Linked DNA regions of Mus musculus: regions 1 and 2 are each linked to region 3. Evidence: chromatin loops called from intact Hi-C (ENCODE). Cell type or tissue: gastrocnemius. All regions are shown on one strand.

Region 1 (5,000 bases), 290 kb before region 3:
TCCCAAATGCTGAGATTACAAGTGTGTTTCACTACATTATATTTCACTATTTTAATTGGATTTATTTTATTTTATGGGTATGGCTGCTTTACTTGAATGTATGTGTATGTGCCGGGTGCATGGCTGATGCCCACAGAGATCAGAAAAGAACATTGAATATCCTGGGTATGGAGCTAGGAATGACTGTGAGCCACCATGTGGGTGCTGGGACCCAATCCCCATGAGCAACAAGTCCCATGTGCTCTTAACCGCTGGCTTTTTTTTTTTTTTTTTTTGGAGATAGGATCTTCTATGAAACCCTAGCTGACCTCAAGCTGGCTATCCTCCTGCATCAGACTCTCAAGTGCTAGGATTATCGATCGGTAGGAGTCACCATACTCTACTTTCTGTAAATATTCTTTACAGTCATTGCTCTCTTTAAAATGAAATCCTCACCCCACTCCACCCCACCCCCTTTTTTGGCTTAGAACACTTCATTGACTTTCTTCCTCTGTTATTATTAATGGTATTGCTTGAATAGTGACATAATTTGGCCCCAATTCTCCAGTTACACGGTATATTATTCTCGTTCAGCCATGTAACCTGCTCATACTGTAATCTTTCCTACAATGTCCTGTTGTATGAACAAAGTTCACATAGAACTTCGTTTACTCCCCTAGGAGGAAAGCCTCCACCTGTACACGGAATGCAGGAGCAAGATATTTCCTCCCATCCTCTGCCTCAGTGGAGCTTAGGAGCTCAAGGGCAACATGCAATCAGACTTGTTCCTCTGTGAGACCTTCTGTCTCCTGAGCACATCTGGTCCTATTGGTGATAATCACTCTGTGTGTCTATTGTTGCTTCTCCATCCTTGCTTTGAACCCTGAGCTATATTAGAACAACAACTTCAGCAAAGCCCAGAAAAGAGCTCTTGAGCAGTCTTCCCCAGGACCCCTCGTTCTCCTGAATCTCAAATTCAACTCCAGTTCCTCAGCACCCATCACTGGTGCATAGAAATACAGTCACACTTGGCTTCTCTCTGGTGTTCAGAGGTCCTTGGGGGTTGGCAGGTGTAGCTATTTCCATCAGAGATCCTCTTCCCCACCTTTTGTTTCTCCTTCCTCAGAAATCTATGCAATGTCTCTTTATGAGATCTTTAGTGACCATGCCATTAAAACAGTCTTTAACTATTCACTGCTTTCTGTCCCTTCAACCCAAGTCTAGCCCTGGGTATCACCTCAAACTCACCATGCAGCTGAAGATGACCTTGCACTTCGGATCCTTCTGCCTTCATATCCCCAGTGCTCAGATTAAAGGCAAGTGCCACCATGCCTGGTGTATACAGTGCTGGAGATCCAATCCAGAGCGCAGTTGGAGCGAATGCTCTACAACTGAGCTCCATTCCCTAGCCCTCTCTTCGGTTTTCCATTAAAGTCACTTTGACGGGGATAATCTGTTGCCGTTGAGGTTGTCTATCTGGTTGCCTCACCAGAATGTAAATTCTATGAGGGTGGGAGCTGCTCGTCTGGCACAATCATTACAACCATTGCTGAATGAGAGATTGGGCGACTGTAACTTCCTAGGGCTGAACATCTCATCGGCTCAGCCTTCGTTGAGCCCACACGAAGTCTGAGGTCCAAAAGAGAGAGCTATGGTATTCTCCCTAAGTAAGAAGGATACTGTGGCCGGTTAAGTAGGAAGTGACTCTCTAAGAGAATGAAGGGTATTGAGGATGGTATCTAAGATTGAGACTGAGGCTCGTGTAAGAACAGTGAGCTGCAACAGCTAAAACAGCCCCGTGGCCAGAGAATAACATTCAAAAGGGTTGATGGTTGGTGGTAAATCCACAGAGAAAAGCATCTGATCAAACGCATAAGGGTGTGTGGCTTTGTCCTGCAGTGCCATGAACGTCAACCCCACCCGCACCCCCACCCTCACCCTGTTTTCTTAGTGTTTAGGTCTTAGAAAAGTCACTTGGGCTTTTGCTTCTGTTGAATGGATCGTGAGAGAAAAAGATGAGATACCAAAAATCAACCCAGTAGGTGCTTGTCAGACCTTCCTTCCCTTCTAGTCTGCTCGGTAGCTAGGCTTACTTCAGCACCATGGCTACTCGTCAGTCCAGAGGGAGTGCACTTCCCACTTAGAACACAAGAGGGAGTACGAGTTAAACCTTTGCAGAGGGTCACAGTGCTTCCCTATTAGCCTTCCTCAGCAGGCTCCCTGACTTACCTGATACATTCCAGGACTGTTAACCATTCCTCAACCCCATGGAAATGTATCTGAAGGAAGAACCTTTGACAAACACAACATATTTAGTTATGAGGGCTGCTTTGACGAACACAATGTATTTAGTTCTGAGAGCTGTCCCTGGTTTTTAGTCTCACTATGTAGCCCTGGCTGGCCTGGAATTCACTAAGTAAACCAGGCTGCCCTTGACCTCAGATATCCTCCTACCCCTGTCTTCCAGAGCGCTAGGATTAAAGGTGAGGTCTCTTTTAAGTAGTTGATGTCAATGAATATCTCTTTATATACCACTTCCTTATGTAATAATTTCGAATTTCATTTTCTTAAGGAGCCCACGAGACTATTCAGGTCTTCATACTACCATGAAAAAGAAATAACACTAACTGGCAAATAGTAATTGTTACACTTGAACCCAGACCTGTTGGATCTTAGAACCAAATCAGCCCATTATACTTATTTTAGATCAAGTCCCACATTTTACAGCCAGGGTCCATAAAGGGGTTGGGTGAGAGGTGGGTAATAACTTATGAGACTGAGAGAGGACTCTGTGTGTGCGTGTGCGTGTGTGTGTGTTGGGAGGTGGGGCTCACAAACACTGAGAACCCTAAGCTTGTGTTCAGTTACTGCTGCCCACATCCAGCAGGGGCAGGGGGACACGAGTGTCAGTCATTTAGCCATGGCGACTCTGGAAGAATCATGTGTCCTCTCTCCATTGATTTCCTCATGCTACAGATGAGCTGACTCCTTCTCACTGGCCTGATCATTGTAAGACAGCCACGCCCACTATTCAGGTGCTTTCCCTCTATTCCTTTCTTTCCTTTTTCTTTCCCTTTTGGAGACAGGGTCTCACATCGCAGCTCAGGTTGGCCTTCAGTTTGCTGCATAACGGAGGATACCAGGGAGCACCTGATACTCCTGCCTCCACCTCCTGGATGCTGGGATTACAGGTTTGCACCACCACACCCCATCTGTGTGATACTGGGGACAGAACTCAGGGCCTCGAACATGCTAGGCAAGCAAGCACTCGTCCAGCTGAGCTACCTTCCCAGCTCTCTCCCCTATCACTTTGTATGACTCAGACCTTATATATGTTTCTCGCTATGTGAAAATTTCCTATACATTTTGTCTTCTTAATGTTTCTCTTCCTCCTAGGATTCCAGCTTCTCTTAGATGATGTTCATGCGCCTTGTGCCTAGAGCACTGTTTGGCACATACTACGTGCCAGTGAACTCCTTGTGGGATGAATGAATGGATGCATGGATGGAGGGAATAATGGCCAAGAAGTAGGAACAGAGGGTTGTAAGTGCTAGGTCAGAAAGATTTTGATAAAGACAACTTTCCCATCAATGACTATTATCCAAAAACAAAGCAGCCAGCACTGGATAAGGTGGCTCCCTCATCCTCAGAAGGAAGCATATCAAAACTGGAGATCCCCATGTTGCTCTGGCTGGGAGAGGCTAACTCCAGTGTCCTTTGGCTACTCAGTATAGTTGCAAGTATTAAACTAAAGCCTTGGTGACAGGATGCTGTCTACTCTCCATGTTAAATTATAGAACAGGCACTCTCTCTGTGTGCTTTGTTGCTGGCAAGGAAGGGGTCCTGAAGTTGGGAAAACAGAGACAAGGGGATTAACATTGGTGGACTGTGGCTGAGAAGATGGTGGAGTTGATTTAACTAGAGCAAAATAAATGAATATAATTATAAGTTATCCTTTCTGGCCCTGAGTTCTGTCCCCAGAATCACACAGATGGGGTGTGGTGGTGCAAACCTGTAATCCCAGCATCCAGGTGGTGGAGGTTCTGTTATATAGCAAGTTGAAGGCTAACCTGAGCTACATGAAACCCTGTCTCCAAAAGGGAAAAACAGATAAAAGGAAAGAAAGCAAACAGTGAGGGGCTATTTTATAATGATCAAGCAGGGAACGCCTCTGCCTTCACTACTGGGGCCTTGTTCCCTTCTGGACCCCATGGTCTCTGTGGCTTCTCTTCCTTTCTCATAGGCTGTCTTAATTTCCTTTCTCCTCATCTACATCAAATTAGTCACCAAATCATATCCTTTACATCACATAGCATCTCCCAACTTGGGTCTTATTTTTTTAAAAAACGACCCCACCCGCTTTTATTCTGTATATCTTAAAACATCCAATCTGTTCCCTATTATGTAGGCTAAGATCTTTCAAAAATAAATGCTACCAACCCCTCCCTCAGATAAAACCCTACAATGGTGCCATGCTCCCCAATGGTGCCGTGCTTCCCTGGCTATCAAGTACATCATTCTTAGTGCTGATCTCAGAGCCTGACAGATCTCTCCTGTCCCACCCATCGCTTGTTCCTCCACCCATTACACCTGTGCTTCCAGAGACTCAAGGTTCTCTGAGGTTCCCCCATGACTTCACATCGTTTGCTACTTCATGGGTCTTTGCTCATACTGGTCCATCTATCTGTCCAGGCTGCTTCTCTAAGCCCTTAGCCCCTACTGCCCCTTAAATTTCAAGTCTGCATCCAGGGATCAGGCATGAGCTAATATGAGAAAACAGTTTCTTTTCCTGGGGCTGTGTCAACGTATCCTGACAGAAGCAATTTAAGGAAGCTAGAGTTTCTCTTGGCTCGATATCCAAGGGACAGTATGGTGGGAAAGTCAACGTAGCAGGAGCTTAGAGCAGCTGCTCACATTGCATTCATAGTTGAGAGCCCGAGATGGATAAATGCTTGGGCCCATCTTGCCGACTCCATGCATGTTGTAGCGCCCCATTCCTGGGAAATGGTGCCACCCACCAT
Region 2 (5,000 bases), 96 kb before region 3:
AGTCTCCAGTTCAGGTAACAGGAAGGACAGCACAAGTGACAAGTCATCGGACCTGGATGACCGTTTAAGACGAAAGGTTGTGGAGAACCTGTAACTTACTGGGCGGATGGTGGGAAACTTGCTCAGCCACAAATGTTACACTGTTCTTAGAAACCCAGGGAACCGGCCCTTCTGAAACGAGCTCCTGGAAGCAATTGTAACATCAATTTAAAAACTTTTTAGATAAAACACGACGATGAGGCAGAATCTTATCAGCAGCATCTCTTGTCTCTCCTGGACATACACACATTTCCATTACAGCACTTAACAGCTGCCCGTTAGGAACTTGTTGTTTCCCTGACTACACTATGATTCTTGAAGGCTTCATGTACCTAACATGAGCCAGGCCTGGCACAGCTGTCCTTGTATGCACTGAACATTGCACCTCTGTTTTCAGTAAGGGCTACATATTAATGTGTTTCTTGGAAATAAGGACACGGGAGTCACATTTTCCACAAGATTATTATGGGCCAGGCCCGATGGACTGGGGATATTTCCATTTTTATGCCTAGAAGCTGCAGTCTTTGTTGTTGGTCTGGGTCAGCAAAACAACTCTAAATAGAGCCCCAGAGCAGGGAGATGGTTCCACAGGTAGACACTTGCCACTGGAAACCTGATCCATCCCTAACACTCATGTAAAAATGGAGAGTCCACCACACTGTCTTCTGACCCCCACATCTGCATGCATCCTCCCTGCACCAATAAACAGACACAAACATGTGACTGTCCTCTGATACAAGCTCCTCCTAAGCATCCAAGTCTACTAAACCCTCTCCAGCAGACTTCTCTAGCAGGGGCCATCTTGGAGTTTTACTCTGAAAGCCCCATTCACATAGCCAACTGTCTCAGTTCATCCTGGCTTATCCTTGCTTTGCCAGTCAAGGAGCTGCTGAGGCACGGGCACAAGGACACATTTCTCACTGCCTTCTCTCCACTACTCACCCATCTACTCTATCTCGCAAAGGTAGCTGGAAACAGAAGATTTTTCTAGAATAATAACTCTTTAAGCATTCCGAGTCTAAATTTCATTTTTATAAAAATCATTACAATGAAAAATCATTACAGTGATCTTTTCTCAAAGCAAAACTAAGACCCCAATAAGCTGCAAATGTATCATTATGGTGTACAAGGCTGTCACAATCTGACTTAATGCCCATCCCAAGTCAAGCTGCTTCTCTTTCACCCTCCCACTGCTTACAGAAAACGCTCATCAACAATATTCTCTGCACAGTGAACATCTGAGATCACGGCTTTCATCTTTATTGGATCCTGATAAAGTGAATCTTTATTTCACAGTATGAAATAATTGAAAATCATGACACCAGAAGGCGCAGCTGGTAAAGTTGTCTGATGCCAAGTCTGAGGACCCGAGGCCTCTCCCATGACCAACACAGAACTGCCTCCTGCACTGTCTTCTGACCACACGTTTATGGCACATACTCATCCACAGAGATAAAGACACACATACAGATAGACAGACACACACAGAGGGAGTGGGGGACACTCACTGCGTTCTCTTCAGTATCATTCGGCAACGTCCAGTGACACTGAAAGATCTCACCCAAAATAGGATTGTACGGCTTTTTGGCCACCGATCCTCTCCTTCCTGCATGGAAGGCCGAGAGGTACCATTTCACAACCTGAACCATTCGATCCCTGGGATCCTTCTGATCACTAATGCTGGAAGAGACAAGGACAAATGTGATGTTCCACTTTTTGGCAGGACACACACTGAATGATCTACCTAGAGCCACATGGACCAGTGGATACCAGTTGGATACCAATTCCAGTTTGACACCAAGGCACAACACACATAACTAATGCATTCCCCTCAGTGTTTGGTTAGAAGACTCTAGCAGATGTTTATATCCACTTAGCTACACAGCGTCTCCCTTCATCCCCAGCTCCCTCTGTATGCTACATGCCCTCCTGAGGTAAATACTGCTGCTAGTTTCTGGGGCCACATCTTTGCTTGGATTGCAAGCCAAGTGCGCTGCTTCACTGACAGACTTTCCACATCCCACACTGCCAACCAATAATCTAATCATTGTTTGCTTTTGAGAGAGGTTTTAGTCTGTGGCCATATTGGCTTTGAGTTTGATTCTCCTGTCTAGGTCTTTTGAGTCTGGGATTATAGGTGGCTTATTGCCACCACATCCAGCTAGTTTAATTCTTTTATGGCCAAAAACCATAATAATAATTAATTTTAATTTGTTCAGAGATTCTACAGGCTGGCTTTCTTTGTAAACTTTATTACTTTATGTATTAGTGGTTTGCTTGCATTTATGTCTGTGTACCATACGTATGCCTGGTGCCAGTGGAGGCCAGAAGAGGGTGTTGGATCCGCTGGAACTAGACTAAGGTGACTGAGCTACAGATGGCTGGGATCTGGAAGAACAGCCAGTATTCTCAACCTCAGAGCTCTCTCCAGCCCTTACTGATGTCCTGGGGTGGCTCTCCAGCAGCTCCGGAGGGACTGGCTGACTCTCTTCTCCCTGTGGTTATTCTTGTTTGGTATGGGGTCCTGGCAGTCATGTGAGGGCTTCACACAGGCTAGGGGATCACCTTACTACTGGGCTATACTCCAGGCCTGCTGTATGTAGCTGGAAGCTGTGTGTGTGAGTGTATGTGTACACACATACATATATATACATATATACAAAATGAAAGAATGAATTTATCAAGAAAAAAATATATACACATACATACTATATATACGTATATGTGTGTATGTATATATACATATATTTTTTTCATTCTTTTATTCTTTTTTTTTTTTTTTTTTTTTTTTGGTTTTTCGAGACAGGGTTTCTCTGTGTAGTCCTGGCTGTCCTGGAACTCACTTTGTAGACCAGGCTGGCCTCGAACTCAGAAATCCGCTTGTCTCTGCCTCCCGAGTGCTGGGATTAAAGGCCTGCGCCACCATACCCGGCTCTTTTATTCTTTTATCATTACAAATTGTCTCTGGTTATGTATCTTCTTTGTTTTGAGATAGGGTCTCATTCTTTAGCCCAGGCTGGCTTGGTGCTTACTTTGCCTGCTTGTTGGTTACTAACTTACAGCAATGACCTTGCCTCTACCTCCCAAATGCTGGGCTACAGCACATTTATCTTCTTTGTTCCTCTGATACTAAAACAGCTACAACAACTTTGCTGTGCTCAGTGCTTCCCATGGTGTGCTGGCTTGACTAAGGATGCCCTAACAGGCTCGTATGCTCGAAAGCTCAGTCCCCAGTCGTAACTGCTCAGAAGAATTAGGAGTGCGTCCTTGTTGGAGGAGGTGGGCGTGGAGCCTTCGAAAGCCAGCATTAGGCCCAGTCTCTGTCTGCCTGCAGATTAGGATGTAAAGCTCTTAGCTGCTTCTCCAGTGTAACAACCGTCTGCTGCCACTACACTCCCTACCATGATAATAATAATGGGCTAACCCTTGGAAACTGTAAGCAAGCACCCAATTAAATGATTTAAAAGACTTGCCTTGGTCATGGTGTCCCTTCATTGCAACAGAACAGAGACTAAGACATATGGTATTTCCCCCCTTTTTGAGGTTTGTGTGTGTGTGTGTAAGATAAATGTGTGTGGTGCATACAGACAGGTGTGCAGATATGTGAGCCTAAGAGAAGTCTTACAGGCCAGAGGAGGATGTTAGATGTCCTCTATTACTCTCTGCCTCATCCTTGAGATAACGTCTGTAAGTAGACCTGGATACAGGCTGGCAGCCAGCAAGCCTGGACAACTCCCTTCTCTGTTCCCACAGCACAAGGCACATGTGAGCATGCCCTGCTTTGTGTGGGTGCTTGAGGTTGCGCAGGAAGCACTCTTTACGCACTAAGCCATCTCCTCAGCCCTCAAGTGCTGTAGTGTCATTTTAGTTGTTATTGTTTGCAATATTAGAGATAAAAAAAGCAAGGGTCTCACACTTGTAGGGTACACACGCTACCACCAAGCAACATCTTCAATCATGGCCTTTTAGTTTTAAGCAAGCACTATCCAAATGGCATAATGATACATTTTGCTTTTTTTTTTTAAATCTACTTCAACAACTGCTGTCTCCTCTGACAGAGGATGTGTTTGTCCTACCGGCACACCTACCAGTTAACTGGGATTGTCTTCGACCTGTCCCCTTTGTCCTTGACTCATTATTTACTCGTTCTTCCTTTCTGGAGTTAATCATGTATTTCTAGTATTCCATTTTATCTGATTTATTCATGTTTTAGTTGTACTCTTAAACTCTAAAGTGGTTCTTCTGAGGAAAACAGACTTTAAAGTTCCATAAATGAAAGCTACTGTCATGATGCACTTGATACCCCTGACAGCATTGCCAATGGACTCACCTATCAATTATATATCAGATTTATCACTGCCATAGATGTTCAACATTTCTGCACTTTAAGAACTGGTTACAATGAAATAAAAAAACCCTACTTTATCAAAAAAAAAAAAAAAAAAAAAAAAGAGCTGGTTACATGGTTCTCTTACATGTCCCTCTGGCTCTCCTCCCCCACCCCGCCCCTTCTGTTGTTAGCTAGTATGTCCATCTACTACGAAACCTCAGTGTGTGCAGCTGGCCTCCGGAAGCTTTGATTCTCCCACACAAAGGATGTAGTCAGAGAACTAAGACAGTCTGCCTGCTGCCAGTCAAGAGCAACGAACCCTTATCAGCCTCTCTCTGCTGATTTCTTTCCCCGTGGGAGCAGCTCGGACTACAGGCTTTACATTATTACATTACAGCTCACAATTCGGTCTATAACTGGACTTTCAAACTCCTCCTCTCTTCAGGTTGTAACAAGTACCTGCCAAATGACACGTGCTTTAGAAAGGTTTGCTGAGCAAGATTACGTGAATTTCAAGTAGGTTCATAGCTTTGCCCTTTGAAATTCTAGTTGCCTACCTATTAATAGACTTTAAAGTTCTGTAGGTGGCTCACTTGATGGCCTACTAACCCCTTGGCCACATAAGCAGCAT
Region 3 (5,000 bases):
GCCACACTGCACCACAGCTGAGCCCCAAGGCGCTAACTTCCCTCAGTGACTTCTGTACCTGAACTGCTTGAGAGCTACCGGTTGTTGCAAGACCCTTCCCACAACCACACATCCCCAGTTATTCTCTCTGCTACCCTTCCTCTCCCCCCTTCTGGGTTTGCTCTGATATTGGGGTGGGGGTGGGGGCATTCTGGAGCAAAGCTTCTCTTGGCAACTCATAGAGGAAATAATATCAAGAAAACTGTTGTTCTAACCCACCAAAATATCAACCTTTTATTGTGATGCTTTTAAGGCTCATGACCCCAACATAATACATACTTATCTTCTATGGCCTCTTTTTCTCTGAGGTTTTCTTTTTTGTTGTGTCTTGGGTTTTGTTTTCTTTTGTTTTTTCCAAGACAGTTTATCTGTGTAGCCCTGTCTGTCCTAGAACTCACTTTATAGATTGGCTGGCCTCGAACTCAGAGATCCGCCTGCCTCTGCCTCCTGAGTGCTAAGATTAAGTTGTGCGCCACTGCTGGTCTTCTCTGAGGCATGCTCATCAGTACATACTTCTTCAGGCTGCAGACAGTAGCTACAGCTTCAGAGTCTTCTCCAAGTGGATGGATTTCTTGGTTTTCTTTTTCTCTTTTTTCTATACACACAGAAAGACTTTAAACATGAATAATGATGCAAAAGCCTAAGATAGAATCAGTTTTGTTTTAATGATTTGGGAGAAAAAAAACAAGGCAAAACAAGATACAAGGTGTTGTTTTGTGTGTTTTGTTTGCAGAGCGAGCGAGCGAGTGAGCGAGAGAGAGAAAGAGAGAGAAGTAGGTTGGTAAACTGATTCCAAAGGCAATAAAGGAATGATGACCACTCCAGAGCATAAATTGCTCACCCACCTCCTAAAAGGAACATGGTTGCTGCTAAGCACACTATTCCCACTTTACACTAAGCACACAATGTCCCTGGCTACAGAAACAACAGTAGAACTTAACTGTGCACTCATATATACATGTCCTTTAAACATGCCCACCTATTATTACAAATATAGTTCTTTTAACTCTTTTCCTAGTTGATTACAGGAATTATTAAAGAATGTTACTAGCTTTTGCACATTGTTCTCATATCCAATTTGCTGTTTTTGAGACAGGGTCTTACTATATATACGTGCACATATATATGTGCATATACATATATATATACATACACACATATACAAACACACAAATGATTTGATCTGGAACTTCCTTAGTAGACCAGACTGTCCTCAAATTCAGAGATGCACTTGGCTCTGCCTCCTGAGATGTATTTATATTTACATCTGTGTGTGCATCTGTGCATGTATGCTATTATGCAAAGGTGCCCACAGATGCCAGCAGAAGGTATTAAATACCCTGGAGCTGGATTATAGGCAGTTGTGGGTCACCTGAAATGGTTGCTGGAATTGATCTCCAATCCTCAGAAAGAACAGTGTGTACTCTTAACCACTGATCTATCTCTCCAGTAACCTCAATATCCAAAGTTTTTGTTCAAGGCTAGTTATAAAAATAAAGTTTATGCAATGTTTTCACATTATTTTATTTATTGGCACATATGTGTCATGGCACACATGCAGAGGTCAGAGGACAAATTGTGGGAGTTGGCAAGTGAATTCAGGTCATCTGATTGAGCAGCGAACATTGTTACCCACTGAGCCATCCCTCCAATGCTTCTGTAGGTTCTCGTGGATTGTACGCACATAAACATGTTATGTGCAAATAGGATTAACTTTAATTCTCCTACTGTCCCATCGCCTATCCTATCTTTTTTCTTTGTTCCTTGCTCTTATATGACCACGTGCCGAGACCACTTGTGTAGTTTACAGAAACATACGCAAACACAAATTTTCTGACCAAGCCATTTATCTCTTGCTTTTTCTTCATTTGATATTCTAGGACCTGCAGGGTTTAACACTGAAGCAGCAGCAAATGCAGGCACCTCTCTCGCTGCTGATTTAATGAGGACCGTGAGGTTTAGGAGAGTGCCTAGGAGTTAAAGTGCTCACTGTGAGATCTTTTGCCAAGACCAGAGTTTGGATCCCCTGGACTCACATGAACGTTCTTCTGCCTAGAAAGCCAGCATCTGAAGGCAGAGACAGGAGCCCTGGAGCGAACTGGCTAGCATGGCAAGCTGAGAGTTCACCTGAATGGGCCTGCCTTACTAATAACTTGGAAAGCGCTGCACACAGGAGAACATGTATGCAAATCACATACACATACAAAAAAGAAAGAACTCGCACACTGCTTCACTATTAAGTACATAAGACTTATAATCCATCTCTCTGTGGTGATCCTAAGCCTCTCAGAATGTCAGAGTCCAAGATTCGTCTGCACCAATAGTGCTTACTATAGGCAGGCATGGCAGCCCAAGCCTATGATCTCAGCTACTCGAGAGGCTGAGGCAGAGAACCACGGTTCAAGGCCAGCATGGGCATCAGTAAGCCCTGGTCTGAAAAAAACTAAAGGGAGCTGGAAATGCCCCTCAGTGGTGTGGGAATGCCCCTCAGTGGTGAACTGCTGGTCTGGGATCTCTAAAGCAGTAGGTTCAATCTCTACCACTTTTCAAATACATTAACAAATTTGATGCTGACAATTCTGTGAGTGAACAGTATGGTACCCCGTCTGGTCTAGCTTTTCTTCTTCTTTTTAAGAGCTCAGGAATGCATGGAAAGTGTTGGCTCATTTCATAGGGCAGAATTCATTCTTAACCTTCATTCCACAGACGCCATGCTGTGGTCTCTACCTCTCACCCTCTTTAATGCTTTTACTTATCCATTTTGCAGATATTTCCTAAAAATGTTATTGTTGTGCTTTCAGATGAAACATGGGGCTGGGGAGTGGTGGCACACACCTTCAATCCCAGCACTTAGGAGGCAGAAGCAGGCAGATCTCTGTAAGTTCGAGGCCATCCTGGTTCACAGGGAAAGAGAGTTTCGGGGCAGCCAGGGTTACACAGAGAAACCCTATCTCAAAAGGCTAAAACCTAAAAATAAAACCATGGGGATGAAGTGGAAGATCAGATCCAAGCAGCAACCATCACTACTTCTTCAGGGCAAGCGCGCCATCTAGTGGCACATAATTTTGCTGACAGATTCACCATGAATGTGTGACCTTGATAAATAACTAAGTCAATTCAGTGCCTGGAGATGGGGTTTGGAAGTGGTGCACGAAGCACGAAACTCGTCCCTAACTCCAGAAAAAAAAAAAAAAATGCTAATCCTGACACCTTAAAAGGTCAAGAAACTAGATCTGCGAAGCGTCTCAGGCAGTAACATGTGAGCTCCCCGAGATCCGTCTACAGTGATCCCAACTTGTCTGCATAACATAATCAACCAGAGGGTGTGTTCAAAACTAAAGATCCTAGGATCTTTCTCTAAAATAAGGTGTGTAGATGGGGGCTCCTGGCAATCGACAACTGCCCAGATGTTTCTCACACAGGAAGCCCAAAGGACAATCTTTCTCTCCCCCCTCTCCACTCTTGTTTTTGTGGCAGGATCTTGTGCAGGCTAGATTTATATGTCAACTTGACACACACAATAGTTATCTGAGAAGTGAAAACCTTGGAGAAAATGCCTTCACAAGATCTGGCTGTAGGGCATTTTCTTAACTAGTGATTGATGGGAGAGAGTCCTGCCCATTGTGGGTGGTGCCACCACCCCTCAGCTGGTGGTCCTGGGTTCTTTAAGAAAGCAGGCTGAGCAAGCCATGGGTAGTAAGCCAGTAAGCAGCACACTTCCATTCCCTTGTGCATCAGCTCCTGCCTCCAGGTTCCTGCCCTGCTTGAGTTTCTGTCCTGACTTTCTTCAGTCATGGCTACAATATGGAAGTATAAGCCAAATAAACCCTTTCCTCCCCAACTTGCTTTTTGATCATGGTGTTTCATCAAAGCAATACAAACCCTAAACTTAAAGTCACAGGAGATGACCTTGAACTTGTGTTCAACCTGCCTCTGCCTCCTTAGTGCTGGGATTAGAGGAATGCACCAGCCACATCTGCTTTTATGCAGCTCTGAGGATGGAACCCTTGTGCATGCTAGGAAGCATGCGCACTACCAAGTGAACTGCACCCCAGCCTTATCATAAATACACTTTGCATTACCCTTCATGATGCACCAAGTGCCTAATGCTCACAGAACTCTGCTAGAAAGGCATTAGGATCCTCACTTAAAGAAAACTCAAACCCAAGCATACAGATTCCCTCTGTCACTCAATCAAAGGGTAAAATGAGATTTAAATGCAGGTTTCTGTAGGTCCTTCTCTGACCGGATAGGCAGCAGGCAGGATTCTTAGAATGACACTTGTTCTTGGATAATCTCTTCTCCTGGGACTATAGATGCAAACAGGATGTGATGAGAGCATGTCAGTGCCTTGATTAATAAAAGCAGAAAGATTACCTAACCTAACCTAATTGCATGAGCCTTTTTCCTTCTTTTTTTTTTTAAATTAGATGTTTTCTTCATTTACATTTCAAATGCTCTCCCCTTTCCTAGTTTCCTCTCCGAAAATCCCCTATACCCTCCCCCCTACCCTTGCTCCCCAACCCACACACACACACTCCCGCTTTCTGGCCCTGGCATTCCCCTGTATTGGGGCATAGAATCTTTGCAAGACCAAGGGCCTCTCCTCCCATTGATGACTGACTAGGCCATCCTCTGCTACATATGCAGCTAGAGCCACGAGCTCTGGGGTACTTAGTTCATATTGTTGATCTGCATGAGCCTTTATCAAATAGTATTTTTTGCAGCTGTGAGCAGAATGGGAATCAGGGATTCACAACAGTACAGGAAAATGTGTATTTTGTTGGCTCCTATAAGTAGGAGACCTGGCAGTTAGGCACAAAAGCAGAGTAAGGGTGACAAGTGACAGTAACAAAGAGACTTCAGATGTTTTAACTACAAGCAACTAAATATGATTAACAGCCTGAAAAGGATTCTTTCTTAGAGCTTCCAGATAAAACCCACCCCAGTCTTTACTTCAC

The links. Hi-C counts contacts between places; a loop is a spot of excess contacts. Peaks named below come from ENCODE experiments on the same cell type or tissue, not always from the same donor. Only the 100,000 strongest peaks of a DNase experiment are listed, where the experiment ranks them.
Region 1: it touches region 3 in a loop (5-fold over the local background); 29 of 42 quality-filtered maps call a loop at or near these places.
Region 2: a loop joins it to region 3, with 2.4 times the contacts of the local background. A loop is called at or near these places in 20 of 42 quality-filtered maps.

Annotation. Positions count from the first base shown.
Region 1 is chr4:108,868,046-108,873,045 of GRCm38, forward strand. No RefSeq gene overlaps it. Among named protein-coding and RNA genes, the nearest start is that of Rab3b, 8.5 kb to the right of the region's middle. In gastrocnemius, a CTCF peak has its summit at 2,120; a DNase peak (open chromatin) is centred at 2,126.
Region 2 is chr4:109,066,816-109,071,815 of GRCm38, forward strand. It overlaps Osbpl9 (oxysterol binding protein-like 9), which reads right to left. Exons shown (of 24, transcript NM_001368727.1): 16 at 1,548-1,719; 17 at 100-184. Among named protein-coding and RNA genes, the nearest start is that of Gm32581, 9.5 kb to the right of the region's middle. In gastrocnemius, a CTCF peak has its summit at 2,370 (motif pointing right); a DNase peak (open chromatin) is centred at 1,401; H3K4me3 peaks cover 419 bases; H3K27ac peaks cover 3,098 bases.
Region 3 is chr4:109,162,630-109,167,629 of GRCm38, forward strand. All of the region lies in intron 2 of Osbpl9 (oxysterol binding protein-like 9), which reads right to left. It overlaps Gm52703 (a long non-coding RNA gene), which reads left to right. Exons shown (of 3, transcript XR_003955256.1): 3 at 1,920-2,548. Among named protein-coding and RNA genes, the nearest start is that of Gm52703, 32 kb to the left of the region's middle. In gastrocnemius, a CTCF peak has its summit at 3,090 (motif pointing left); a DNase peak (open chromatin) is centred at 3,090; H3K27ac peaks cover 2,826 bases.